7 separate regions of the Homo sapiens genome follow, and all the other regions are linked to region 3. Evidence: chromatin contacts called from ENCODE Hi-C or POLR2A ChIA-PET data. All regions are on one chromosome and are shown on one strand. The core of a region is the stretch at or near the end of the contact, and the rest is flanking DNA. Distances in the headings are between cores, read along the strand shown. Region 1 holds the start of LSM4 (LSM4 homolog, U6 small nuclear RNA and mRNA degradation associated). Region 2 overlaps LSM4 (LSM4 homolog, U6 small nuclear RNA and mRNA degradation associated). Region 3 holds the start of KLHL26 (kelch like family member 26). Region 4 holds the start of COPE (coat protein complex I subunit epsilon). Region 5 holds the start of TMEM161A (transmembrane protein 161A). Region 6 holds the start of PGPEP1 (pyroglutamyl-peptidase I). Region 7 holds the start of JUND (JunD proto-oncogene, AP-1 transcription factor subunit).

Region 1 (3,204 bases), core at 550-3,049, 310 kb after region 3:
ATATATATATATACACACACACATGCAAATATATATACACATACACATGCATGTATTTCTCTTTTTGCACACAAAAGAGGACATATTGTAAAAACTGTTCTCTACCTTGGTTTTTTTCACTTAAGATATCCAGACACCATTCAATGTCAGTATATGAAGATTGTCTTCATTCCTTTTTATAGCTGTATTACTCTATTATTTGGTCGCATTGGGTTTTTTTCAGTCTTTTGATATTATGAATAATGTCAATAAATAGCATCAGTCATTTAAAAACGAGGCTGGGCGTGGTGACTCATGCCTGTAATCCCAGCACTTTGGGAGGCCAAGGTGGAAGGATCACCTGAGGTCAGGAGTTCGAGGCCACCTCCTGGCCAACATGGCAAAACCCCGTCTCTGCTAAAAATACAAAAATTAGCTGGGCATTGTGGCATGTGCCTGTAATCCTAGCCACTCGGGTGGCTGAGGCAGAAGAATCCCTTGAACCCAGGAGGGAGGGGTTGCAGTGAGCTGAGATCGCACCACTGCACTGCAGCCTGGGTGATAGAATGAGACTCCATCTCAAAAAAAAAAGAACAGGGTCTTCGCAGATGTAATTAAGGATCTTGAGATGACATTATCCTGAAATTTATGGTGGACTTAATAAGAGAAAGGAGTGTCCTTTACAAGAAAAAGGAGCGGCCGGGCTCGGTGGCTCACGCCTGTAATCCCAGCACTTTGGGAGGCAGAGGAGGGAGGATTGCTTGACCCCAGGAGTTCGAGACCAGCCTGGACAACATAGGGAGACCCTGTCTCTACTACAAAAAAAAAAAAGAAAAAAAAAAGGAGAGATACATTTGAGACTCAGAGACACACAGAGAAGGCCAAGTGACGACAAAGGCAGAACGCGGAAGGCTGCATCTACAAGCCAAGAACTCCAAGGATTCCCAGCAGCCACCAGAACCCAGGAGAGAGGCATAGGACACACAGATTGTCCTCAGAGCCTCCAGAGGGAGCCAACTGTGCTGACAACCTCACTTCATTATTCTGATCTCTTGAATTGTGAGAAAATCACGTTCTGTTGTTTTAAACCTCGCAGTGTGTGGGCATTTGTTACAGCAGGCCCCAGAAAACTAATAGCATTCGCCTATTTACTTTGTTTACTGTCTGTCTCCCTGAGGGCCACGAATTTTGTGTTTTGTTCATTCTGTGAGCAGAAACAGGCACAGAGTAGGTAATAAGTACTTAATATGTGCCAGACGCTGTTTTAAGTGCTTTTACATGGTTTCATTCATTTCATCCTTACAGTAAGCAACGTTTTGGAGCAGACACTACTATTTACAGGGAGCAAACTGAGGCCCCGAGGGTCGTGGTCAGGATTCCAACCTATTAAATGATGTTCCCTGGATAATTACAGAATCAGAAAACTAGGAGTCGGAAGGGCAACATCAGGCACGGCCCAATCACCACGAAGCCTCGATTTCTCTCTCTCTACTGCAAACGAAAGGCATTAACTGGCTTTGCCCACAGCGTGGAGCCCAGGAGACCGACGAAGGTTTCACCTGCGCACGCATTTCCTCACAATGCACCCCGCGCCGGCGCGCGTTGCTCCGCCTCCTTTTGCATTACAAGCCGCGGCACTTTACGGCTCTCGTCCTCGTTCCTCCGGCGGGAACACGGCCCGCCCCGCCCTTTCGCCCAGCGGGCCCCGCCCTACTCCGCGTGGATTGGTTGACCGCCCTTCGAGCCCGGTGCTGACTGGCTTGCGTCTCTGCCACTTTCTTTCAGCTTAGTGGCGCGCGGCGCGGCGACGACCGCCGGGAGCGTGTGCAGCGGCGGCGGCGGAAGTGGCCGGCGAGCCCGGTCCCCGCCGGCACCATGGTGAGGGCAGGGCAACTGCGGGGTCTCACCGGGAGGCGGGAACAGCAGTCGTTGGGATCCCTGCGGGCGGGCGCTGTGGGCTTGGTTGGCGCGGGGCGAACGTAAGGTCCGAGCCTCGAGTCCCGCCCCCCGGCACGAGGCTGGGAAACTGAGGCCGGAGACTGCAGGTGGCTCTATCACGTTCGTGTCTGGGATTTAGGGTTGCACGGACTTGTATCCACAGTACAGTGGCCTCGCCTTAGTTAGTTTTCCCAGTTTGCAGGTGGGGAAACTGAAGTAAAAAAAAAAAAGGTGGGGATCCGCCAAATGCAGCAGAGAGTTTTTGGGCAGGGAAGGGGTCCCTTACGCTTCGGGCCCAGTCTGACCTCCCTGATTGAAAACTAGAGTGCTGGGAAGTAGGGGGCCAGTCTGAGTTGTGAAACTTAGTTTTAGGAATTTCAGAGCTTGCAAGATGCTAGCAGCACAGCCTCCTAGGCCTCTTGGTTTCTGGCTGAAAAGCAGGCCTGGTGCTGGGGTGTGGTGTTTCTCCTTGGGTCACATAGCATGTCATTCCAGCGGAAGGGGGCGTTTTGAGCTAGGGGTGGACAAAGTACATCCTCCCAATACAAAGAAGGAAAAATTGCGGCCCAGGTCTCTGCAGGGCCCATTGTTTATGATTCTGGAAGTTCTGGATCTGGGCTAGAAAGTGCCCGTGTCCCCCACTGTGCAGATCGGAAAAGGAATTCAGAGCTGGGAGTTTCCTGGCCCATCAGCTTCTGGTCCTTCTTTTTTCAATGAGAGAAACCAAGGCCCTTGTTGGGGATGTGACTTCCAGACTCTGTGAGACAGTGGGAGATTCAGTAACCAGGAGGGTCCCCCAGGGGTGGCTGCATCAGAACTGTGGATTAGTGAGAACTCTCCCTAAATCCGGCTGGTCAGTGTGTAACCACCCAATGGGTTCACCTTGCCTGTCTTCCTAGACAGATTTATCAAGACAGGGGAATTGCAGTGGAGAAAGAGTATTTCACACAGAGCCAGCTATGCAGGAGACCAGAGTTTTATTATTGCTCAAATCAGTCTCCGCTGAGCATTAGGGGATCCGAGTTTTGAAAGATAATTTGGCGGGTAGGGGCTCAGGAAGTGGGGAGTGCTGATTGGTTGGAGCTTCCTGAGGTCGATGGAGTCATCGACGGGAGTGTTGAAGTGAGGTTTTCTTGCTGTCTTCTGTTCCTGGGTGGGATCGCAGGACTGGTTGAGCCAGATTACTGGTCTGGGTAGTGTCAGCTGATCCGTCAAGTACGGGGTCTGCAAAATATCTCAAGCACTGATCTTAGATTTTATAATAGTGATGTTATCCCAAGGAGCAAT
Region 2 (3,378 bases), core at 579-3,078, 330 kb after region 3:
GATTCTCACGAGGCTCCTGCCCCCTTTCTGAGCCAGGCCGGGTTTGCCACTCCTCGGGCGCGCACCTGAGACACTGAGTCAGCGCTTTCGAGAAAGGCTCCGGGTAGCATCTGTGGACCGTGAAGAAACCAGAGGGAAGCCCTGAGCCAGGCAGCGGCCCGTCCCCCTGCATAGCCTTCTCTTCAGGGTCCTCGTTCGGAGACCTATTTTGAGAGGTGATTGGAATAAAAGGTCCCGTCCGTGAGGAACTCTTTTTCTTGAGTCTTCAGAGTTACTTGCCATCGTATAGATTTTGCATTTACAATGTCCTCGCCTGGGATGTTCTCCTTGTGTGTGGGGTGGGGGACAGGGATGGATATCTGCAGTCGCCTGAATCCTCTCCGCCACAGCGGCACTTGATTGATGGTTAGAGATGGGGCATGTGGGGTCCAGGATGTGGCCTGCCCTGAACCTCACAAACCCGCCCCCTCAACACAGGCAGGGGCAGCAGTTGGGGGCCCGGGCCTGGAAGCCTTGGGATGCACCGGCCCACGGCACCCACCTGCCTGTTGGACAAGAGCATTTTTTTTTTTTTTTTGAGACGGAGTCTCGCTCTGTTGCCCAGGCTGGAGTGCAGTGGCACAATCTTGGCTCACTGCAACCTCTGCCTCGTGTGTTCAAGCGATTCTCTTGCCTTAGCCTCCTGAGTAGCTGGGATTACAGGTGTGCACCAACACAGACGGCTAATTTTTGTATTTTTAGTACAGACACAGTTCCACCATGTTGGCGAGGCTGGTCTTGAACTCCTGATCTCAAGTGATCCTCCCGCCTTGGCCTCCCAAAGTGCTGGGATTACAGGCATGAGCCACTGCGCCTGGTCGACAGGAGCATCTCTTGGCACACCCCATGCCCCTACAGTGTGGGCCGTGCAGGGGGCTGGGCTCACAGGGCGAGGTGGGTGGGGCAATGTTTAGAGGAGGAGGGAAGGAAGGGTGGGGAGCAGGGAGGCCCCATTTGCAGCTCCTGCCCCATGTCCTAGACTCACCGGCCCTTAGAGGCCTCTGGGGCTCTCCAAGGGGCCTGGGCTCCTTCCTCCCAGGGGTTGTGTGTGTCACGAGGCGTGGATCAAATCCAGGAGCTCTGGGGTCAGGCATCCTGGGAAGTTGGGATGGGAAAGCCCTCGAAGGCCCCTTCCCCTTCCTGATCTCCGTTTGGTTTTTTCTCCCTGACCAGGCTCTGAACTCAGAATGTGTTCCAACACCCCCTAGGTGCCTTCTCACCATTCAGGGTCCCAGGTGCTGGGGCTAATCCCCGGGCTCTTTTGCCTGCGTAATTGTGGCTTCTTGCCGGCGCAGCCAGACGCAGAGCCGGCTCTGACCTTTCCAGCCCGGCAGCTGCGGGCTCCTGGCCCGTGACTTGAGCCGCAGAGTCCCCTCGTCTGCCTCTGCCAACTTGGCCTTGTGGGCTAGAGTGGCCCCTGCTTAGGGGCAGCCAACTTCCAGAAGCTTCCGGCCCCCCTCCCTCGAGCTGGGTGTCGGACCAGCTCTGTGTTTCATTCTTCCTGGTTGGTTTCACAAAGCCTCATCCTCAGCCCCCTCAACAAGAAAAGAAACCAAAAGCACCAGTCTAGTTCCTAAATCCAAGGCTTCCAGGTCTTTCTGTCCCTCCGATGGTCTGTGCCCTCCTCACCCAACTGGGGCTGCCTTTATCGTAGATGGTCCCCACCCGCCCCCAGACCTTCTCGCCTGGAGTTTGCTTTCTGTTAGGGAGGCCCACGCCTGGCGCTGTGCTGTGACTCAGCCGGGGGCTGAGCTCTGCAGGGCCAGCCCACAGTCCCCCGCCAGAGTGCGACAGGCCCGGGTCGGCTGCTGACGCCACCTCATCCTGGAGCCAAACACCCGCTTCAGGGACAAAAGTGCAGAGGCTGGCCTTGGGCAGTGGCCCCCGAGAGGCAGCTGTGGGAAGCCATCCCTCTCTCCTCCTCCTCCTCCTCCTTCTCCTTCTCCTCCCCCATCCCCCTCCTCTCACTCCCCATCTTCCTCCCCATTCCCCTCCTCCTCCATCCTCCTCCACTCATCCCCCACTCCCATCCCCCATCCCCCTCCTCTCTCTCCTCCTCCTCTCCTCCTCTGGGCTTCACCTGCTGTTCCCAGCACTACTCTGACAGCCACCCCCAGATGGCCTGTGTCCCTGTCACCTCCCTCCCCACCTTCTTCTTTTGGAGCCCAGGGCCTGGCACGAGCCTGGCACTAGGGCCACTTGCCTTGTCCCAGGTGCTGGTGACACAGCCCCGGCAATCCTTCCCTTCCACAGGAGTGAGCCAGCCACAAGCATATGCATATCAAATGCATAAATGCTGTAAAAAGAAGAAACCAGGCCAGGCGCAGTGGCTCATGCCTGTAACCCCAGCACTTTGGGAGGCCGAAGTGGGCGGATCACCTGAGATAAGGAGTTCAAAACCTGGCCATCATGGTGAAACCCCATCTCTATTAAAAATACAAAAATTAGCCGGACGTGATGGCACAAACCTGTAATCCCAGCTACTCAGAAGGCTGAGGCAGGAGAATCGCTTGAACCTGGGAGGCGGAGGTTGCAGTGAGCTGAGATCGCGCCACTGCACTCCAGCCTGGGCGACAGATCGAGACTCTCAAAAAAAAGAAAAAGAAACCAGAAACAGGGCGGGCTCGTGAGGAGGTGAATGAAGAGGTGGTCAGGGAAGGTGAGAGAAGGACACTGAAGATTCAGGAAGGGCCTGAGAGACGAGGGAGCCAGCCACCTTGGGAAAGAACATTCTGGACCAGCAGGGGTCAGGAGGACAGTCCCGTGCAAAGGCCCTGTGCCCAGGGGACACAGGAGCAAACAGAAGGGCAGGAAATGGGGAGGATGTGGGCCCTGAGTGACATGAGAAGCAGCCACAGAGGGTTCTGGAACAGTCAGAAGCAGGGGTGGAAGCAGGAAGGGGGCAGTGCTGGGGCCTCAGGGCAGGGAGGAGGAGGCTGCCAGGGCCTAGGCTGACCAGCTGGCCTTGCCCAGGAAGTGCAGGACCCCGAGGTGGCACCTCCTTTCCACAGAGCAAGAGGAGGCCGGCTGGGTGCTGTGGCTCACAGCGGCAACTGTAATTCCAACACTTTGGGAGGTCGAGGCAGGCGGATCACCTGAGGCCAGGAGTTTGAGACCAGCCTGGCCAACGAGGTGAAACCTTATTTCTACTAAGAATACAAAAATTAGCCAGGTGTGGTGGCACGTGGTGCCTGTAATCCCAGCTACTCAGGAGGCTGAGGCAGGAGAATTGCTTAAACCCAGGAGGCAGAGGTTGCAGTGAGCCAAGATAGCGCCACTGCACTCCAGCCTGGGCGACAGAACGAGAGTCTGTCTCAAAAAAATGATACTACTAATAAT
Region 3 (3,405 bases), core at 369-2,868:
CTGGGGTTCACTGTCCCTCTTCCCTGTCCCTTACTTGCCAACTGATACCCAATTTTCAAGCCCTGGCCACTCCCTGAATATCTCTGAAAATCCTCTGACATCTCCTGGCTCCCTACTGCAGGACAATCTTGCCCCACACCTACCCCAGGAGGCTGGTCACCCCTCTGGACACACACCTCCTGGGTTCCCCATGGCCCCTCTGGCAGACCAGATTCAATGCCCACAGACCTAAGTCTCAAGGTGCCACTCAGCATCCTCAGGAACAGGCAGGGCCTTTGCCTCCTCTGTGCCCTGGCCCAGCCATCCCTCCTCCCTTCCCCACCCATCCCATGCGTGTTCCATTCAGTACCAAATCACACAGCCAGGCCATCAGGCCATTCCCTCCAACAATCAGCCCACAGGTCCAAAACTCCACAGCACGTAAGTATCAAACAACTTCATCATTTATCATGTTGCCTGAAATTACTGGCTCCTGGAAGCTCACCAGCAAGAAAAAGCCTGAATTTCCTCCTTGGCCTGACCTGGGTGCTGGGCTAGAGGAGGAGCTGGGGTGGGAGGGTCTGGCTTTGCCCAATAGGAAAAGAGCAGGAGATCACACTCCTAAGGCAGGTGTTCTTTCCCTCTGACAATCCAATACAATGCATGCACACACATATCATTAGTTATTGATGATAACTAATTGTCATGCAAACCTGGACGTTCAAGCAATCCATGTCAGGACTGGGCCATGGGGAAAGGGGGCCTCCCTCTGACCAAAGGGGTGAATTCTGTCCCCTTGTCTGAGGGCAAGACCTTTCTGTAAGTCCTTTAGCCTGTTGGGGATGTGGATTTGGACCCCATGGGGATGGAAGGGAGGAGCCCCAAAGAAGAACCCTCTGTATGTTCTTTATAAACCCCCTGGAGTTCTCTCACCCCCCTCAGGTTCCCTAGACCCACCCCAGGCCCCCTCAGCCTCCCCATCTCAGACTCCCAGATTCACCTAAGTCCCCCACCCAGAGCCTCCCACAGTCTCTACTCCTTCCAGCGCCCCTCAGCACGCTCTCAGGACCACCTTTAGCCACCTTGGGGCCCTTCAGCACCTCCCAGGATGCCTTGGGCCTTAGCCCCTTCCTCAGAGCCCCCAAGACACCTCACCACCCTCAGACTGGCCATGGCATGGCCCCTGCTCAGGCCCTCTCTGCTGCCCAGGCCCTTTGGCATCCCCAGTTGCCCCACGGCCCACCACAGTCAAGAGCCCCTCGGTTTCCCTTCAGACCCCCAGGATTCTCAGGTCCCTAGGGCCGCCTGCAGACGCCTCGAGGTCCTGGGGCACCCAGCCCCCCTCCAGCCACCCCCTCAGTAGCCCTCGGCTCCTCCAGTACCCCACGGCCCCGTAAAGTCCAAATTCTCAGCGAAAGACCCTCGAGCCGTGCCAGGCCTCCCCTCAACCCCTCAGGACGCCCAAGACTGCCCACAGGTTTCCTGGGCTCCAAGACAGGTGCAGGTCTATCCTGCGGGCCGGGTCTCACCTGTTCGGGCGCTCGGGGCCCGGGCCCGCGCCGAAAGCGCCGCCGCCACCAGCACCACCGCTGCTACCGCCGGACTCCGCCATCTTCCCCCCGCCGTCGCGCGTTCGAGTGACGGGAGCCGCGCGCGCAGGCCCGGGAAACCGAGACGCGGGGGGCGGGGCGGGGCCAGGTCTGCGGAGGGGCGGGGCCGGGACCAGAAACCAAGGATTGGGGCGGGCCCGGAATCGGAGGGGCGTGGTCTACGGAGGGCCGGGGCGGGTCTGGGATAAAGGGAGGGGCCTGCTATGCAGAGAGGTGGGTCCAGGGCGGGGCCTGGGCTAGGGGTGCCGGATTGGGGCGGGACCCTGGCGTGAGGGGCGGAACCAAGTCTGAAAGGGAAGCGGTTCTGGGCTGAGAGGGCGTATTGTCTGTGGATAGGTGGGGACGGGGCGAAGCAGGACAAGTAGGCGCAGGATGGGGTTGGTCCCTGGGCTGAGGAGTGGGGCGGGGTCTGAAGAAGGGGCAGGCCCAGGGCAAGAGGAGGAGGGACAAGGGTCCGGCCTGCGGAGGAGGCGGGGCGCAGGATAAAGGGCGGGGCCAGGTGTGAGAAGGGACAAGGTGGAGGTTAGGAATGCGGTGGGGGAGTGGTCGGGGAGGTAGAAAGGAGAAGATGGGTCTGAGGTTGGGCGGGTCTGGGCAGGAGAGAGGAGGAATCTGGGGATGGATGTGGTCAAGCGAAGAGAGGGCCTGGTCTGAGGAAGGGCGGGGCCTGGGCGAGGGGTGGAGTCTGGTTGGAAGGAGGGCGGGGAAGATCAGGGGTGTGTGCGTGGAGGGGGCGAGGGATTGGCGGGGCCGGGGGGGCGGAGCCTCATCTGATGGGGGTGGGGCCGGGCTAAGTGAGCGGCGGATCTGAGGAGGGGCGGGGCACGTGCAGGTGTTAAGGAGTGTCTGTGAGTGCCCTGGGGCGCTGGCAGGCGTGCCCCGGGCGTTGGCTGGGCGTGGTTATACTTTGAGGCGTTGGAGCCACAGGGAAGTGAGTTATAGGTAGGGTGGGAGGGAGGGTGAGATGGAGCATGGAGAAATGGGTCTCTAAGCTCTGAGAACCACACCCTCCCTCTCCCCACCCTGCACACCCCGACTCCAGTCTTACCTCCTTCCCAGGCCTCTCTCAGGGGCGAAACTCACCCATGCCCAGGCCTCAGACTTCCAGCCCCTCATGGTTCCCCACCCTCCCCTGACATACCCTCTTCAGAGCCTCCACCCTGAGACCCCAATCATCTGGCCTTAGGTTCCCACCACCTGCTTCATACACCAATTCTGGTTTCTCATACTCTAAAACCCTGCACATCCAATTATCTCCCATTCTCTACTCAAAACTCATCTCCCACTCCCCCAAATCCCTGCCCACAGATCCTTCAAACCTTACACTCCCAAAGTCCATTCCACCGGACCCAACACCCTCAGATCCCCAAGCACCAGCCCTCCCAACACACTGACCCTCAGCCAGGGCTCAAAGTCCTGCATCTATAGGCGTCTATGAAGCATCTAGACCTTTTGGGGGCACCCCTCACCCCCCATCTCTGGTAAGCTCCAGGCTCCCAGGATCCCCTCTGTAGCTTGGAGCTCATTTATTCTTTTAACCTCCAAGTCAGAAAACTCTGACTTGTGCAGTCTTGGGCAGAAAGCAGTGATCCAGAAGGAGCTCAAAGCCTTCTTTCCCGTCAGTGCTGGAAGAAGGAGGTGGCTATGGGGCTGGAGACCCCATAGGAGGAAGGAAGGGGCCTGCTTGAGTGGACTCCTGCAGGTTGGACCGCACTCAACCAGCATCTCCAACAGAGGGCCTGATACAACAATACGTGCTCAATCGTTACACAAAATGCTCTCAGATGACCCTGTGCAAGCTGACAGATACCAAGTG
Region 4 (3,294 bases), core at 62-2,561, 280 kb before region 3:
GGTGTCAGGACGAGGCAGAAGATGCCATAGGGATCCTCAGACAGCTTCTGCAAGATGGGAAGGACAAACGCTGCTGTCTTCCCACTGCCTGTCTTAGCACAGCCCAAGCAGTCTCGACCTGGGTTGGGGACAAAGCAGCATCAACACCCTCCATGTGTGGACAGCTGGGTTTCAGAGACCTTGCCCAGGACACACTGCCAGTGAGTGGCAGGCTGGACTGGAACCCATATCCATTTGACCCGAGATGCCCACAGCTTCCTACCACCTCGTTCTAACTCCGTCCAGGAGCACGTGAATTTGGGGAATCCAGAATTCCCTTCCCTCATATGCATCTTGTGCTCCCTGTTGACCCCTTCATTTGTTTATTTAATCCCTGACTTATCACATCTTAGGCTTCCTGTGGGCCTCTCTTTAATGGCGAAACTGGGTTGGGCTAGAGGAGCAGAGAGAAGACCTTCTCCTAGAGGAGCAATCACAGGACCAAGGAGTCCTGGATCTACCAGCAATTTTGACAGCCTCAACTTCTATTTGTAAAATAAAGATAGCAGTACCAGGTCTGCAGGATTTTGCGATACTATCGGACTAGTCATCCATCAAACCCTCCCTGTGCTGAGACTATGAAAATTTCAGAGATTACATCACTTGCGTACGAACACAAAGCGAGTCAGTCATGCAACCTAAATGCCAACACTGTCCAGTCGTCCTCCGGAACCCCGGATCTCCTGTAACGCCCGAGGTTGCCCCTCGCCTCGTGGGACCGGAATAAGCAAAGGTTGCGAGAAGGGAAAGGAGTCGAGAGGAGCGGAGAGGCCTCTTGGGGAAGGCCCTGGGCCATACTCACCCTCCAGGATGGCGGGGATGCAGCCGAGCTGCACGGGCGTGGGCTGCTTCAAACCCAGCTGCCGACATTGTTCCACGAGCCACGATGACAGCCCGAGCTCCGCGAAGCCTGCCATCCTTGTGGCCGCTTGTAGGGGCCCCTTGTAGGGGCCCGTGTGATCCGCGCTTCCGGCGCGCGCCGACGACGTCACGAGAAAAATCTTCCTGTTTATTGGATCTGCCTCCTGCGTGGTCCCACCCTCTCCAGCTCCCTCAGCCTATTCCCAGCCTCGACCGCATCCTTATCATGTTTCCCCGGATCCCATTGGCTTGCAGAAACACACTACAATTCCCGAGATGCTCTCCGTGACGCACTTACGCCTTCCGCCCCCTTGCATATTATTGTGGAGCTTCCCATTGGCTTACTTCGCCGCCGCTCGGAAAAAGTAAACTACATTTCCTAGCGTGCCCGTGTCTTGCTTCCGGCTGACGTGTCTTTCAGGAAGAGGAGCTGGTGAGAAGACAGCGAAATGGCGCCTCCGGCCCCCGGCCCGGCCTCCGGCGGCTCCGGGGAGGTAGACGAGCTGTTCGACGTAAAGAACGCCTTCTACATCGGCAGCTACCAGCAGTGCATAAACGAGGCGCAGCGGGTGAAGGTGCGGCCGCGCAGGGGCGCGGGGACGCTGGGGGCGGAGGCGGAGGACGCTTTCTGGTGGCCGCGAGCCGCGTTCTGCGTCTAAAAACTTTCTCTTTTCTTCTCGCGTTTTTTGGGCCACCTCTTCCACAGTTCAGTGAGGAGTAGTCACTGTCCCGTGACAGAACCCAGAGCAGTAACAGTTTACGGTACTGCTCACTCGTACAGCGTTCTCTCTGCGCCCTTGAAAGTGTTTTGAGTAAGGGAGGTGTTTATGCCACTGTAGTGACAATAAGCCTATTTTGTTCAGCCATACCTTCAGTTCCCGTGAGATGGAGACTGTTGCTTATCCTCATTTTACGGATGAGAACCCTAAAGTTCAGAGAAGGACGTTTCCCTGCCCAACCAGCCTGGTTATTTCTCCCAGAGCTTACCCATTCATTCATTCATTCTTCATTGAGCACTTTTTTGGACGGGCACTGTATTCCGCTGGACTCAGAATGATAAACACAGTTTCCCAGCGCAGTGGCTCAAACGCCTGTAATTCTGGCGCTTTGGGAGGCCGAGGCGGGCAGATCGCATGCGCCCAGGAGTTCGAGACCAGCTTGGGCAACGTGGAGAAACCATGAGTCTACCAAAAATTAGCCGGGCGTGGTGGCGGGCACTTGTAATCTCAGCTACCGGGAGGCTGAGACAGGAGAATCGCTTCAACCCGGAGGCCGAGGTTGCAGTGAACCGAGATCGCGCCACTGCACTCCAGCCTGGGTGACAAAGTTGTAAGAATTAAAGAGGAAAGAAACACGAAAGGTGGCTTGCCAGTCAAGACAGGTTTATTTTAGAGAAAACAAACCTGAGAGGCGCCTTCTGGCGGAGTTGGGTCAGAGTAACACTCTTTTACAGACTAAGAGTTTTTAAGGATTCAGGGTCGGAGAGTTTATCAGAGGCTTGAACTGCTTCTGTGTCTCTTCGTTGTGCTTATCTGGGAGGGAGAGTTGTGTGTCTGTTCCCATACATCTTTCTTTTTTCTTTTCTTTTCTTTTCTTTTTTTTTTTTTTTTGAGATGGAGACTCGCGCTGTTGCCAGGCTGGAGTGCAGTGGCGTGATCTCGGCTCACTGCAACCTCCGCCCCCAGGTTCAAGCAATTCTCCTTTCTCAGCCTCTCGAGTAGCTGGGATTACAGGCGCGCGCCACCATGGCCCGGCTAATTTTTGTATTTTTAGTAGAGACGGGGTTTCACCATGTTGGCCAGGATGGTCTCCATCTCTTGACCTTGTGATCTGCCCGCCTTGGCCTACCAAAGTGTTGGGATTACAGGTGTGAGCCACCGTGCCCAGCCTCCCATACATCTTTCTGCAGCTGCAGGCATACCCCCCTACTCTGCTTTTAGCTTGCCTATTTTAGTGCACCTGAAGGGAAAGGAATGTGCTTATTAAGGCCCACTGTTTTACTGGGGCCCGTTGTATGAAGGTGAAGTTTGGCAGTTACCCAAGAAATTTTCTTCCCACTCTCTCTCTGTCCGAGCTGTCTTTCTGTGTTTTACTGTCTCCTCTTTCTGGCTGCTTGTAGTTAGAAGTGATTTCCTGGCCGGGCGCGGTGGTTCACACCTGTAATTCCAGCACTTTGGGAGGCGGGCGGATCACCTGAGGTCAGGAGTTCGAGACCAGCCTGACCAACTTGGTGAAACCCCGTCTCTACTAAAAAATACAAAAATTAGCCGGGCATGGTGGCAGGCACCTTAATCCCAGCTACTTGGGAGGCAGAGGCAGGAGAATCGTTTGAACCCAGGAGGTGGAGGTTGCAGTGAGCCAAGATCCAGCCATTGCATTCAAGCCTGGGGAACA
Region 5 (2,962 bases), core at 15-2,514, 500 kb before region 3:
GTGGCTCACGCCTGTAATCTCAGCACTCTGGGAGGCCGACGTGGGCGGATCACCTCAAGTCGGGAGTTCAAGACCAACCTGATCAACATGGAGAAACCTCATCTCTACTAAAAATGCAAAATTAGCCAGTCGTGGTGGTGCATGCCTGTAATCCCAGCTACTCGGGAGGCTGAGGCAGGAGACTCACTTGAACCCAAGAGGCGGAAGTTGCGGTGAGCCAAGATCACACCATTTCACTCCAGCCTGGGCAACAAGAGCGAAACTCCGTCTCAAGAAAAAAAAAAATTAATACACAAATACATAATAAAATGTAAAAACGAAAAGGTAATTACTCAGGCCCCACACACAGGAACCCACCCCCATAAAGATGCTCAGACACTCAGTCATACCCAATATATGTCTACACTCAGGCAGACACACTCATCCACAGAAAGACAAATGGCAAAACCGGGGCACAAACACCAGAAGCCCTTTCCTCCTAGCGGTGAAATAAAGAACATCAGATCCCTGAAGCTGACATTTGGTCCTTGATCCAGCCACGCCTGAAGCTGACACTATGGCTAGTATTTTCTGTCACATGAGCCAAAAATTTTCCTTTTTTGCTTGAACCCATGTTAGTTGATATTTTGTGGAGCACAGCCAGAGTCCTAGCTGATAGAGATGAATAAGGCACTTGCCAGGTGAAAAAGATTGAGGCATTCTTTTTTGCTTTTGTTTTGTTTTTATTTTAAGATTGAGGCATTCTTGAAGGCATTGCAAGATGTAGGATATTTACAAAGGCCTGGAGGTATGAGACAGCATGGTGGGTGCAAGTTGTACTATAGGGTGCACAATAGTGCTAGCAGCAGATTTAAGTCAGGCAGAAGGGTCTGAATTCAGTCTGAGTACTTAGCCTACTTAGTACTTAGGAGTACTAAGTACTTCGTCTACTAAGTGGGAGCCATTGAATGTTCTTGATGGGGGGAGGGAATTCTACTCTCAGAAATGTCCCTTAGGTGGGAATAAATGCTTTCGCTGCAAACCTTTGAGATAAGTGTAGGAAAGAGAAAACTAAGCCTTAAGAGAGGTCGGCCACGCAGGCCTCCCAGACACAATCTTCACTTTGATCGATCCGAACCAGCGTATCTGAACTACAATTTCCGGCATGCAACGCGAGCGGCCTCCTCGTCCCTGGTGATTTGCCGGCTCAAGACACACTGATTGGTCGGACGGGATGCTCGTCAGACCAGAGTCGGGCTCTAATTGGTCGAGTTTCCGCAGAGTGCCCGGAGCCCTAGGCCGGTGGGTGAGTGCACCGCGTTCTCGCACGCGTCATGGTGAGCGAGCGTCCCGCGAAGTGGGGGGTTCTGCAGGGCCGAGGTCCAGCCGAAGGGGTCCAGGGAGACACTGAGGGAATGGATTGGGGTTTCTTCTTGGGGATTGGAGGCTCTGAGGGATTCGGGGGCACGCTGAAGGCCGTGTGTCCCTCTCTGGGAGCCCTGCTCTCGCTACAGGACCTCCGAGGGAGTCGGCGGGAGTTGTACCCAGGGGGACTAGAAGCCCCTAAGCGTTCTGGGGATTCTGCCCTCGAGACCTTTTAGGGGTCTGGGATCCTTTTGAGGGGTCGTGGTCCCACAGAGGGGACTGGGGACCCCAGCACATTTGGAACCTGGTTAAGGCGGTGTGGGGTCCTGTTGGGGGTCCACTCTGGGGACGGGGGTCCTGCAGGAGCGTGGGGGCCGCGCCGACAGGATCCATCGGGGGTCCCTGCTATATCGGGGTGTGTGGAACGGGCAGGGGAGGCCGTGGGAGGTGGACTCAGGAGGTCTGGTTGGCCTCAGGGCGGGCAAGGTTCTCAGAGTGGGAGACAGGAAAGTTGGAACCTTCAGGTCTCACGCGGCTCTGGGTCCAACCTATTGAGTGTGTTCTTAAAACTTAGCCCAGCCCCTGGGGGTCAGGCTGGTGCAGGGAGATGGGGGACTCCCACAACCCTGACGGGACCGGCCTGGGCAGAGAGAGGGACGTGGAACTGGAGGGTCTCTGCCTGGGACCATCCCCGAGGAGGGGCGCTGGAGATGGCCCTGAAGGAAGGGCACTGATGGCCGGAATTATTGAAAGTGGGGCGTCGTCCCAGGCGGAGGTGCAGGACGCCGTAGGAGATGAAGGCACAGGCTCCCGGGAATGAGGAGGGAGGCTGCATTGATTTTATCAGGGTTCTTGAGTTCGAGAATCGTAAATCCAGTGAAGGGAAAAGAAGGAGCTGATGGAAGACTCCAGAAAATTCTTGCAGATGTCTGCAGAGCCCTGACCCTGAGACAGGAGGCTGGGTGGAGGGCAGGGCCATCAGAACATCCCTGGACAGACCTCTGGGAGCCTTAGGTGGAGAGATGCACCCCTCCACCACCTTTTCCCTTGGGGGGTTTTGGGGGGTGGTGGGGTCATTGATGAAGAGCCCAAAGGTCCAGGAAGACCTCTGAGACTCCAGTGGTTGGGTGCAGGGAGGGCTGAGGAGAGAGCTGAGCTGTGGGGAGGTGGAGGGATGGTCTCTAGCTATGCCTGCAGGGTGCAGAACCAAGTTGGGGGCTGACTGTGAGACTGGGAAGGGCCTGAACCACCTGGAAGGGTATGGGATGATGGGTGAGTGCTAGGGTCTCCCAGGAGAGCCTGGAGGAGGCTACTGGTTGAGCTCAGCAGAGAGGTCTGGGCTGGAGGTGTCACCGTGCTGAGGTTTTGATGGGCTGGCTGATTGGGTGGTTAAAACCCTGGCAGGTCACAGGAGAGAGGTCGGAGAGAGAGGAGAAAAACAGACTGGGGGGTGGGAGGGCAGGGTCCTAGGGGAAGGGTGGGGCTTCAACAGCCCTGACCCACTGGCTTGCAGGGGCCCATGGGCTGGCACTCATGGTCCCTAAGTGCCAGCCAGCCAGTCTGCACTAGGGTCCCGGGGAGGGCGAGCAATGAGGACTTAGAGATGAGAAAGATGCCG
Region 6 (3,404 bases), core at 461-2,960, 300 kb after region 3:
GTTTCCAGGAGCAGGGACTGAGGCACAGAGAGGTGAAGCTAGCTGCCCAAGGTCACACAGCAAGAAGGTGAAAAAGCTGGGATTCAAATCCAGATCTGGGGCTGGGTGCGGTGGCTCATGCCTGTAATTCCAGCACTTTGGGAGGCCAAGGCGGGCGGATCACCTGAGGTCAGAAGTTTGAGACCAGCCTGGCCAACATGGTGAAACCCCGTTTCTACTAAAAATACAAAAAATTAACCAGATGGGGTGATGCGTGCCCGTAATTCCAGCTACTCAGGAGGCTGAGGCAGGAGAATCGCTTGAACCCAGGAGGCGAAGGTTGCAGTGAGCCGAGATCGCGCCGTTGTGCTCCAGCTTGGGCAACAAGAGCAAAACTCCGTCTCAAAAAAAAAAAAATACGGTCCATCTGGGCCAGTGATCCCACAGGATATGAATGCTATGCAGAGATGCTGTAGCCTGGGATAGCAGGTAGGGGCTGTGGCTCAGGAGGGGACCTCCTAACTCTATCCTTCTGTACAGCCAAAGTTTGAGTCTCAGCTCAGCCCCTTACAAACTGGATGACCTCTGTGAGCCTCAGTTTCCCTTTCTGCAAAATGGAGACAGTAAAGATGTAATCAGCTCATGCAAAAAGTGCTGGAATAAATAACCAGATAAAGGAAGGCTGGAAGGGATGGGGGCAGTGACCCTCCTCCCAATTATACACACCTGTTAAGCAGGTGCCTTGTTTCTTCCTTCTTCCCTGAATCTCCTGGATCAGCCTCAATCTCCCTTCAACAGCCACAAAACACCTGTGTGCACCTTTGCTGGATTTCCCACTCTGACCCCTCCAGACAGCAGGTCAAAATGACCCCCCCACTCCTTGACTCTGAGGCCCCAGCGGAAGTTGGCGCCCCACGTGGCCCCGAGGCGGAGTCTCAGGGAGGAGAAACAGTTGGTTTGGGGGTGGGGGGGAGTCGGTGACAGCAGGGGCCCTGACTCACCAACAAACAGCCCTGGCACAAAACACAAAAAGGTTTCCGCTGAAGACAGTCCCTGGGACAGCTGGGAGAGCCCGAGGTCCCCGGACCCCCACCTGCCCCTGCCTTGGGAGAGTAGCCCCCCAGGAGCGCAGGGCGCGGCGAGCAGTGACTGGGAGGTTCATTTGTCACTGGGACACTTCCTGCCCGCAAATCGGCCTTTGTCCCCTGGGGCCAGGGGTTGGGGGAGCGGTGTGGGGACAGGCTGGACCTCGGAAGGGGCAGGGAGGAAGGGTCCAGTCCAGCCCGCAGGCCAGACAGAGGAGGCAGGTGCCAGGAGGGTCACCATCCCCACCTTGGGAGGAAAGGACGCCAGGGGGGCCTGCGCAGCGCCGGGCTTTTGCCCGGCCCCCCAAGCCCCGCGCCCGACTGCCCTGACTCCCGACCCTGGGACCCCCAAGGCTCCTCCTCCTCCACTTTCCAGGAAGCCTGGGCTGCGCGGGGCTCCCGCGGGTGATGACACCTTCCAAATCTGAGAGGACTTCCAGCACCTGCCCCTCTCGGCCCCGCAGTCCCGGAGCCGCCCCCGCCTCTGCCCCCGGCCGCTGCCGCTACAGCCCCCATCAGCCAGCGTACCCGTCACTACCACCGCCTTCCTCGGCTGCTCCATGGCGGGATCGGGCTGTGCCTCGGACCTGCTTCTGTTGCGACTGGCGCGACAGCTGCTGCCGCTGCAGCCTCTCGGCCGCGCGAGGCCACGCCCCTGTCAAGCCCCCGGCCTCGCCCCCGGTCAGCCGCTCGGCGTGCGCGCCCCCGGGCCCGAGACGCAGCGTGCGCGCCCTGCGCCCCGCCCCCGTCGGCTAGGCCCGGTATTCCCCAGCCTCCGTTTCCCCGTCTGCAAAATGGGAACATCTTATGCCGTAGTGTGTAGCCGCTTGCACGCACTGAGCCAGGTGCTGGGGATGAGCCGGTCCTTTATTCTGCAAGGGTTCATTGAGGGCCTGCCCTATGCATGCATACTGCGCAGAATTAGGGAGGGAAGTCCCCGCGAGCAAGGCCCGTTTTCCAGATAAGGAAACTGAGGCACAGAATGCCACTTCCCCGAGGTCACTCGCCTCAAGGGGTCACAGGAGCAGCATTCAGGCCAGGAAGTTGGCGGGGGTGGGGGAGGACAGAGTAAAAAAGGAAAAACACGACAACCATATTTGTGTGGTGCCAGAAGTTTCTCTGCAGGCCCCCATGGTCCTAGGAGGCTAATGGGGGAGGGCGATTGTACCTGCTGTTCCCTCTGCCGGAACACACCCCGCAGGTACCTGCGAAGCTGGCCTCCTTCAGGCCTCAGCTCCAGTGTTCCAATGTCGCCTCCTCCCAGGGGCCCTCCTCCTGTCCTGGCTGTCACCTCCTCCGAGGGGTGAACTGTCACTTTCTCCTTGTGGCCTTCTCTGGCTATCACCTCCCTGCTATCCTATTACCTCCTCTGAGGGTTCCTTCTGGCCCTCCTTGGCTGAAATGACCTCACTGCTACCCCCCAGTGGTTCCATCTCATTCCCTGGTTCCATCCTCTTCATAGCAATAAAGCTCAGAAATAATTTCCTTTCTCTCTCTTTTTTTTGGAGACAGGGTCTCACTCTGTTACCCAGGCTGGAGTGCAGTGGCAAAATCATAGCTCTGTAACTTTGACCTCCAGGGCTCAACTGATCCTCACATCTCAGCCTCCTGAGTAGCTGGGACTACAGGTGTGTGGCACCACACCCAGCTAATTTTTGTATTTTTGTAGAGATGGGGGTTTCATAGTGTTGCACAGGCTGGTCTCGAACTCCCGAGCTCAAGCAATCCGCACACCTTGGCCTCCCAAAAGTGCTGGGATTACAGGTGTAAACCAGCACACCTGGCCAGAAATCATTTTTAATTTTTTTTAGCTTTTAAGTTTTGGGGTACATGTGCAGGTTTGTTATATAGATAAACTCGTGTCATGGGGTTTGTTGTACAGATTATTTAGTCCCCCAGGTATTATTAAGCAGAAATTATATATGTATTTATTTATTTGAGACGTAGTTTCACTCTTGTCACCCAGGCTGGAGTGCAGTGGTGTGATCTTGGCTCACTGCAACCTCTGCCTCCCGGGTTCAAGCAATTCTCCCACCTCAGCCTCCCAAGTAGCTGGGATTACAGGCGAGTGCCGCCATACCCAGCTAATTTTGTATTTTTAGTAGAGAGGGAGGTTCACCATGTTGGCCAGGCTGGTCTCGAACTCCTGACTTCAGGTGATCCACCCTTTTCAGCTCCCAAAGTGCTGGGATTACAGGCGTGAACCACTGCCTCCGGCCCCCTCCCCAGGTATTATTAAGCAGAAATCATTTAGTATGGTCACAGCCTCTCTGGTTGGCTTCCCGTTTCCTCCGACATAGAGATGAGAACTTCTAGAGGAGGAAGCGTTGTTCTGTTAGA
Region 7 (3,315 bases), core at 720-3,219, 360 kb after region 3:
CAGCCTCCCTTATGGCCTTCATGCCCCAGTTGGGGGCAGAGCCAGGTGAGTAAGGAGGATAGAAAAGGAGTAACGCATGCCCACTGGCCAGGCAGACAAACTGAGGCTAGAGACCACCCACACAAGCAACCTTTTGTTGCATTCACCTTTATTTTTTATTTTTTTTTGAGACTGGAGTCTCACTCTGTCTCCCAGGCTGGAGTGCAGTGGCACAATCTCAGCTCACTGCAACCTCTGCCTCCCGGGTTCAAGCGATTCTCATGTCTCAGCCTCCTGAGTAGCTGGGATTACAGGTGCACACCACCACACCCGGTTAATTTTCGTATTTTTTTTTTTTTTTGTATTTTTGTATTTCGGCCAGTCTGGTCTTGAACTGCTGACCTCAAGTGATCTGCCTGCCTCGGCCTCCCAAAGTGCTGGGATTACAGGCATGAGCCACCACACCCAGCCCCGCATTCACCTTTAATACTGAGCATCCATTCTATGCGAGGCCCTGTCAGCAGGCTCAGCATAGGCAATGTCCCTGACCTTCAGGGACTATGGTCCACTCCATCATTCTGGCAGATTCAGAGGCTACAATAAAGGAGTAAAGTCTGAGGGTGGGGCACTTCCTGAAGACACATCTTTGCACTGGGGGAAGGGAGTACCAAGCAGAGAGCATAGCACGTGCAAAGGCCCAGAGGTACGATTAGTCCTGCAACTGGGAGGCCAAGGATCAGAGAGAGTGAGGGGAAGGAGGTCAGGGAAAGGAGGGTGTGGGCTCCATTCAGACAGAGGTGGGGAGCTGGAGGGGTGCATGCAGAGGCTGTAGGTCAGATCCAGATGTCCTAAGGATCCCTTGTGAGTATTGGTGGGGTGGGTCCATCTCTCCTCCCTCACACCCCCTTCCCAGCCAGTCTTAATAGTGGCTCATTAAGCCCTAACAGCCATGATAGTGGTAACAAGCATGTAATAATTATACCCGGCATTCCTGCCTCATCAGCCCAGCCCCTGGAGTTGGGCACCCTCGCCCAGGACATCACAGCCCTGGCAGACCTGGGGTTAAAACGTGGGCGGCGGAAGGAAGGGGCTGCGCAGGGGCCTGGACTCCCAGGTTCTAGGGTTCTAAGGGTGGACAAGAGCTCAGGCCTAGTCACAGCCCGGGCCCTGCTGTGACTCCTAGCTAACTCTCGGGGGATGGTCACTCCACCTCTCTGAGCCCAGTTTCCCATCTGTAAAGGCAGGAAGTAGGACTCCTGGTTCTAGAACGCACTCAGTGAAAATGATCAGGATCCAAGCGCTTTCAGCAACTTCTGGCGACCCTCCTCTCCCCTCCCGTCTCTTCCTGAGCAATCACACGCGGGGTGGAGGGAGGGAGGGAAGGAAGGAGGGAGGGTGAGGAACGCAGACCTCCCCACACCCCCGGCGAGCCCCCGGACACAGCCCCACCAGGCCTCCAGCCCCGTATCCGCACAAAGCCTCTCCAGAAGGCGCGCTAGGGGAGGCCCTGGCGGCACAGCAGAGCAGGAGGCGCCAAGGAGTTATTTAGCCATGCGGGACCCCATCCCCCTCCAGTCCCCGGAGGCCGGCACCGCCCCCGCCCCCGCCCCCGCCCGGCCGGGGCCCCACGCGCGGACACGGGGCGGGGCCTCGGGGCGGGCGGGCGCCTGGTGGCCCGGGCCCATCACGCCACCCGGGACGTGCCTTGGCGGAGGCGGCGCCGGGGAGATCGGTCGTACACAGCGGTCCCGGGGCGGGGTGACCCGGCCCGGGCGCGCGGCCGCCCCCATGACGTCAACCCACAAGGCAGCGCGCTGTTGTGGCGTTTACCGCGCGTCGCCGGGGCAACGGCGGCCGGGCGGGCGTCGGCGGCTTGGCCCCGCCCCTCCATGCAAATGAGCGACGTCACCCGCACCCAATGGCGAACGGGGGCGGTGAGCTCATCGCGCCGAGCCGAGGCTATAAGAGGGCGCACAAGTGGCGCGGCGCAGGAGCCGCCGCCAGTGGAGGGCCGGGCGCTGCGGCCGCGGCCGGGGCGGGCGCAGGGCCGAGCGGACGGGGGGGCGCGGGCCCCCCGGGAGGCCGCGGCCACTCCCCCCCGGGCCGGCGCGGCGGGGGAGGCGGAGGATGGAAACACCCTTCTACGGCGATGAGGCGCTGAGCGGCCTGGGCGGCGGCGCCAGTGGCAGCGGCGGCAGCTTCGCGTCCCCGGGCCGCTTGTTCCCCGGGGCGCCCCCGACGGCCGCGGCCGGCAGCATGATGAAGAAGGACGCGCTGACGCTGAGCCTGAGTGAGCAGGTGGCGGCAGCGCTCAAGCCTGCGGCCGCGCCGCCTCCTACCCCCCTGCGCGCCGACGGCGCCCCCAGCGCGGCACCCCCCGACGGCCTGCTCGCCTCTCCCGACCTGGGGCTGCTGAAGCTGGCCTCCCCCGAGCTCGAGCGCCTCATCATCCAGTCCAACGGGCTGGTCACCACCACGCCGACGAGCTCACAGTTCCTCTACCCCAAGGTGGCGGCCAGCGAGGAGCAGGAGTTCGCCGAGGGCTTCGTCAAGGCCCTGGAGGATTTACACAAGCAGAACCAGCTCGGCGCGGGCGCGGCCGCTGCCGCCGCCGCCGCCGCCGCCGGGGGGCCCTCGGGCACGGCCACGGGCTCCGCGCCCCCCGGCGAGCTGGCCCCGGCGGCGGCCGCGCCCGAAGCGCCTGTCTACGCGAACCTGAGCAGCTACGCGGGCGGCGCCGGGGGCGCGGGGGGCGCCGCGACGGTCGCCTTCGCTGCCGAACCTGTGCCCTTCCCGCCGCCGCCACCCCCAGGCGCGTTGGGGCCGCCGCGCCTGGCTGCGCTCAAGGACGAGCCACAGACGGTGCCCGACGTGCCGAGCTTCGGCGAGAGCCCGCCGTTGTCGCCCATCGACATGGACACGCAGGAGCGCATCAAGGCGGAGCGCAAGCGGCTGCGCAACCGCATCGCCGCCTCCAAGTGCCGCAAGCGCAAGCTGGAGCGCATCTCGCGCCTGGAAGAGAAAGTGAAGACCCTCAAGAGTCAGAACACGGAGCTGGCGTCCACGGCGAGCCTGCTGCGCGAGCAGGTGGCGCAGCTCAAGCAGAAAGTCCTCAGCCACGTCAACAGCGGCTGCCAGCTGCTGCCCCAGCACCAGGTGCCCGCGTACTGAGTCCGCGCGCGGGGCGCATGCGCGGCCACCCTCCCCAAGGGGCGGGCTCGCGGGGGGGTGTCGTGGGCGCCCCGGACTTGGAGAGGGTGCGGCCCTGGGGACCCCCCCTCCCCGAGTGTGCCCAGGAACTCAGAGAGGGCGCGGCCCCCGGGGATTCCCCCCCCC

The links. A loop is a pair of places that touch in the nucleus more often than their neighbours do. ChIA-PET counts read pairs that join two places held with the same protein, here RNA polymerase II (POLR2A). Pooled maps may share reads with other maps.
Region 1: a pooled map shows a loop between it and region 3 (15-fold over the local background). The contact joins the promoter of LSM4 here to the promoter of KLHL26 in region 3. A Hi-C loop is called at or near these places in 1 of 168 maps with a recorded cell type or tissue (sciatic nerve) and 9 of 50 pooled maps. POLR2A ChIA-PET finds 5 or more read pairs at or near these places in 2 of 52 experiments (BJ and naive thymus-derived CD8-positive, alpha-beta T cell).
Region 2: a loop to region 3 is called in a pooled map, with 9 times the contacts of the local background. The contact joins the enhancer-like site here to the promoter of KLHL26 in region 3. A Hi-C loop is called at or near these places in 6 of 50 pooled maps. POLR2A ChIA-PET finds 5 or more read pairs at or near these places in 2 of 52 experiments (T-cell and WTC11).
Region 4: a map of CD8-positive, alpha-beta T cell shows a loop between it and region 3 (21-fold over the local background). The contact joins the promoter of COPE here to the promoter of KLHL26 in region 3. A Hi-C loop is called at or near these places in 7 of 168 maps with a recorded cell type or tissue (CD4-positive, alpha-beta T cell, CD4-positive, alpha-beta memory T cell, CD8-positive, alpha-beta T cell and 2 more), 25 of 37 single-sample maps with no recorded cell type and 21 of 50 pooled maps. POLR2A ChIA-PET finds 5 or more read pairs at or near these places in 5 of 52 experiments (A673, HEK293, HEK293T and 1 more).
Region 5: a map of CD8-positive, alpha-beta T cell shows a loop between it and region 3 (8-fold over the local background). The contact joins the promoter of TMEM161A here to the promoter of KLHL26 in region 3. A Hi-C loop is called at or near these places in 2 of 168 maps with a recorded cell type or tissue (CD4-positive, alpha-beta T cell and CD8-positive, alpha-beta T cell) and 7 of 50 pooled maps. POLR2A ChIA-PET finds 5 or more read pairs at or near these places in 2 of 52 experiments (CD8-positive, alpha-beta memory T cell and naive thymus-derived CD4-positive, alpha-beta T cell).
Region 6: a loop to region 3 is called in a map of sciatic nerve, with 5 times the contacts of the local background. The contact joins the promoter of PGPEP1 here to the promoter of KLHL26 in region 3. A Hi-C loop is called at or near these places in 1 of 168 maps with a recorded cell type or tissue (sciatic nerve) and 4 of 50 pooled maps. POLR2A ChIA-PET finds 5 or more read pairs at or near these places in 1 of 52 experiments (K562).
Region 7: a loop to region 3 is called in a pooled map, with 11 times the contacts of the local background. The contact joins the promoter of JUND here to the promoter of KLHL26 in region 3. A Hi-C loop is called at or near these places in 2 of 37 single-sample maps with no recorded cell type and 9 of 50 pooled maps. POLR2A ChIA-PET finds 5 or more read pairs at or near these places in 4 of 52 experiments (AG04450, GM10248, T-cell and 1 more).

What each region holds. Positions count from the first base shown.
Region 1 is chr19:18,321,671-18,324,874 of GRCh38, reverse strand. It overlaps LSM4 (LSM4 homolog, U6 small nuclear RNA and mRNA degradation associated), which reads left to right and starts at 1,799. Exons shown (of 5, transcript NM_012321.5): 1 at 1,799-1,857. The coding sequence starts at 1,855. LOC105372300 (a long non-coding RNA gene) reads right to left here. Exons shown (of 2, transcript XR_007067157.1): 2 at 2,878-3,141. RefSeq lists enhancers at 658-1,260, 1,459-1,678 and a silencer at 1,739-1,918.
Region 2 is chr19:18,303,106-18,306,483 of GRCh38, reverse strand. It overlaps LSM4 (LSM4 homolog, U6 small nuclear RNA and mRNA degradation associated), which reads left to right. Exons shown (of 5, transcript NM_012321.5): 5 at 1-248. Among named protein-coding and RNA genes, the nearest start is that of LSM4, 18 kb to the left of the region's middle. RefSeq lists enhancers at 1,010-1,515, 1,406-1,785. Within about 2 kb of position 1,828, at least 37 of the 41 ENCODE cell types and tissues checked have a DNase peak (open chromatin) inside an H3K27ac peak, as active enhancers do.
Region 3 is chr19:18,635,241-18,638,645 of GRCh38, reverse strand. It overlaps KLHL26 (kelch like family member 26), which reads right to left and starts at 1,618. Exons shown (of 3, transcript NM_018316.3): 1 at 1,509-1,618. The coding sequence starts at 1,591. RefSeq lists enhancers at 665-1,179, 1,180-1,694, 1,653-1,947 and silencers at 1,434-1,943, 1,994-2,153, 2,164-2,243, 2,284-2,473.
Region 4 is chr19:18,917,404-18,920,697 of GRCh38, reverse strand. COPE (coat protein complex I subunit epsilon) reads left to right here and starts at 1,311. Exons shown (of 10, transcript NM_007263.4): 1 at 1,311-1,475. The coding sequence starts at 1,350. It overlaps DDX49 (DEAD-box helicase 49), which reads right to left and starts at 983. Exons shown (of 13, transcript NM_019070.5): 1 at 842-983; 2 at 1-118. The coding sequence starts at 956. RefSeq lists enhancers at 709-1,308, 2,211-3,101 and a silencer at 1,389-1,578.
Region 5 is chr19:19,136,780-19,139,741 of GRCh38, reverse strand. It overlaps TMEM161A (transmembrane protein 161A), which reads left to right and starts at 1,264. Exons shown (of 12, transcript NM_017814.3): 1 at 1,264-1,316. The coding sequence starts at 1,314. RefSeq lists enhancers at 857-1,046, 1,327-1,536, 1,021-1,882 and a silencer at 1,187-1,266.
Region 6 is chr19:18,338,904-18,342,307 of GRCh38, reverse strand. It overlaps PGPEP1 (pyroglutamyl-peptidase I), which reads right to left and starts at 1,710. Exons shown (of 5, transcript NM_017712.4): 1 at 1,593-1,710. The coding sequence starts at 1,626. RefSeq lists an enhancer at 1,153-1,840 and a silencer at 1,672-1,861.
Region 7 is chr19:18,280,276-18,283,590 of GRCh38, reverse strand. It overlaps JUND (JunD proto-oncogene, AP-1 transcription factor subunit), which reads left to right and starts at 1,969. Exons shown (of 1, transcript NM_005354.6): 1 at 1,969-3,315. The coding sequence starts at 2,107. The coding sequence ends at 3,150. It overlaps MIR3188 (microRNA 3188), which reads right to left and starts at 1,514; the gene lies at 1,430-1,514. It overlaps LOC124904652 (a long non-coding RNA gene), which reads right to left and starts at 1,499. Exons shown (of 2, transcript XR_007067154.1): 1 at 461-1,499. RefSeq lists silencers at 1,491-2,490, 3,071-3,315 and an enhancer at 1,984-2,835.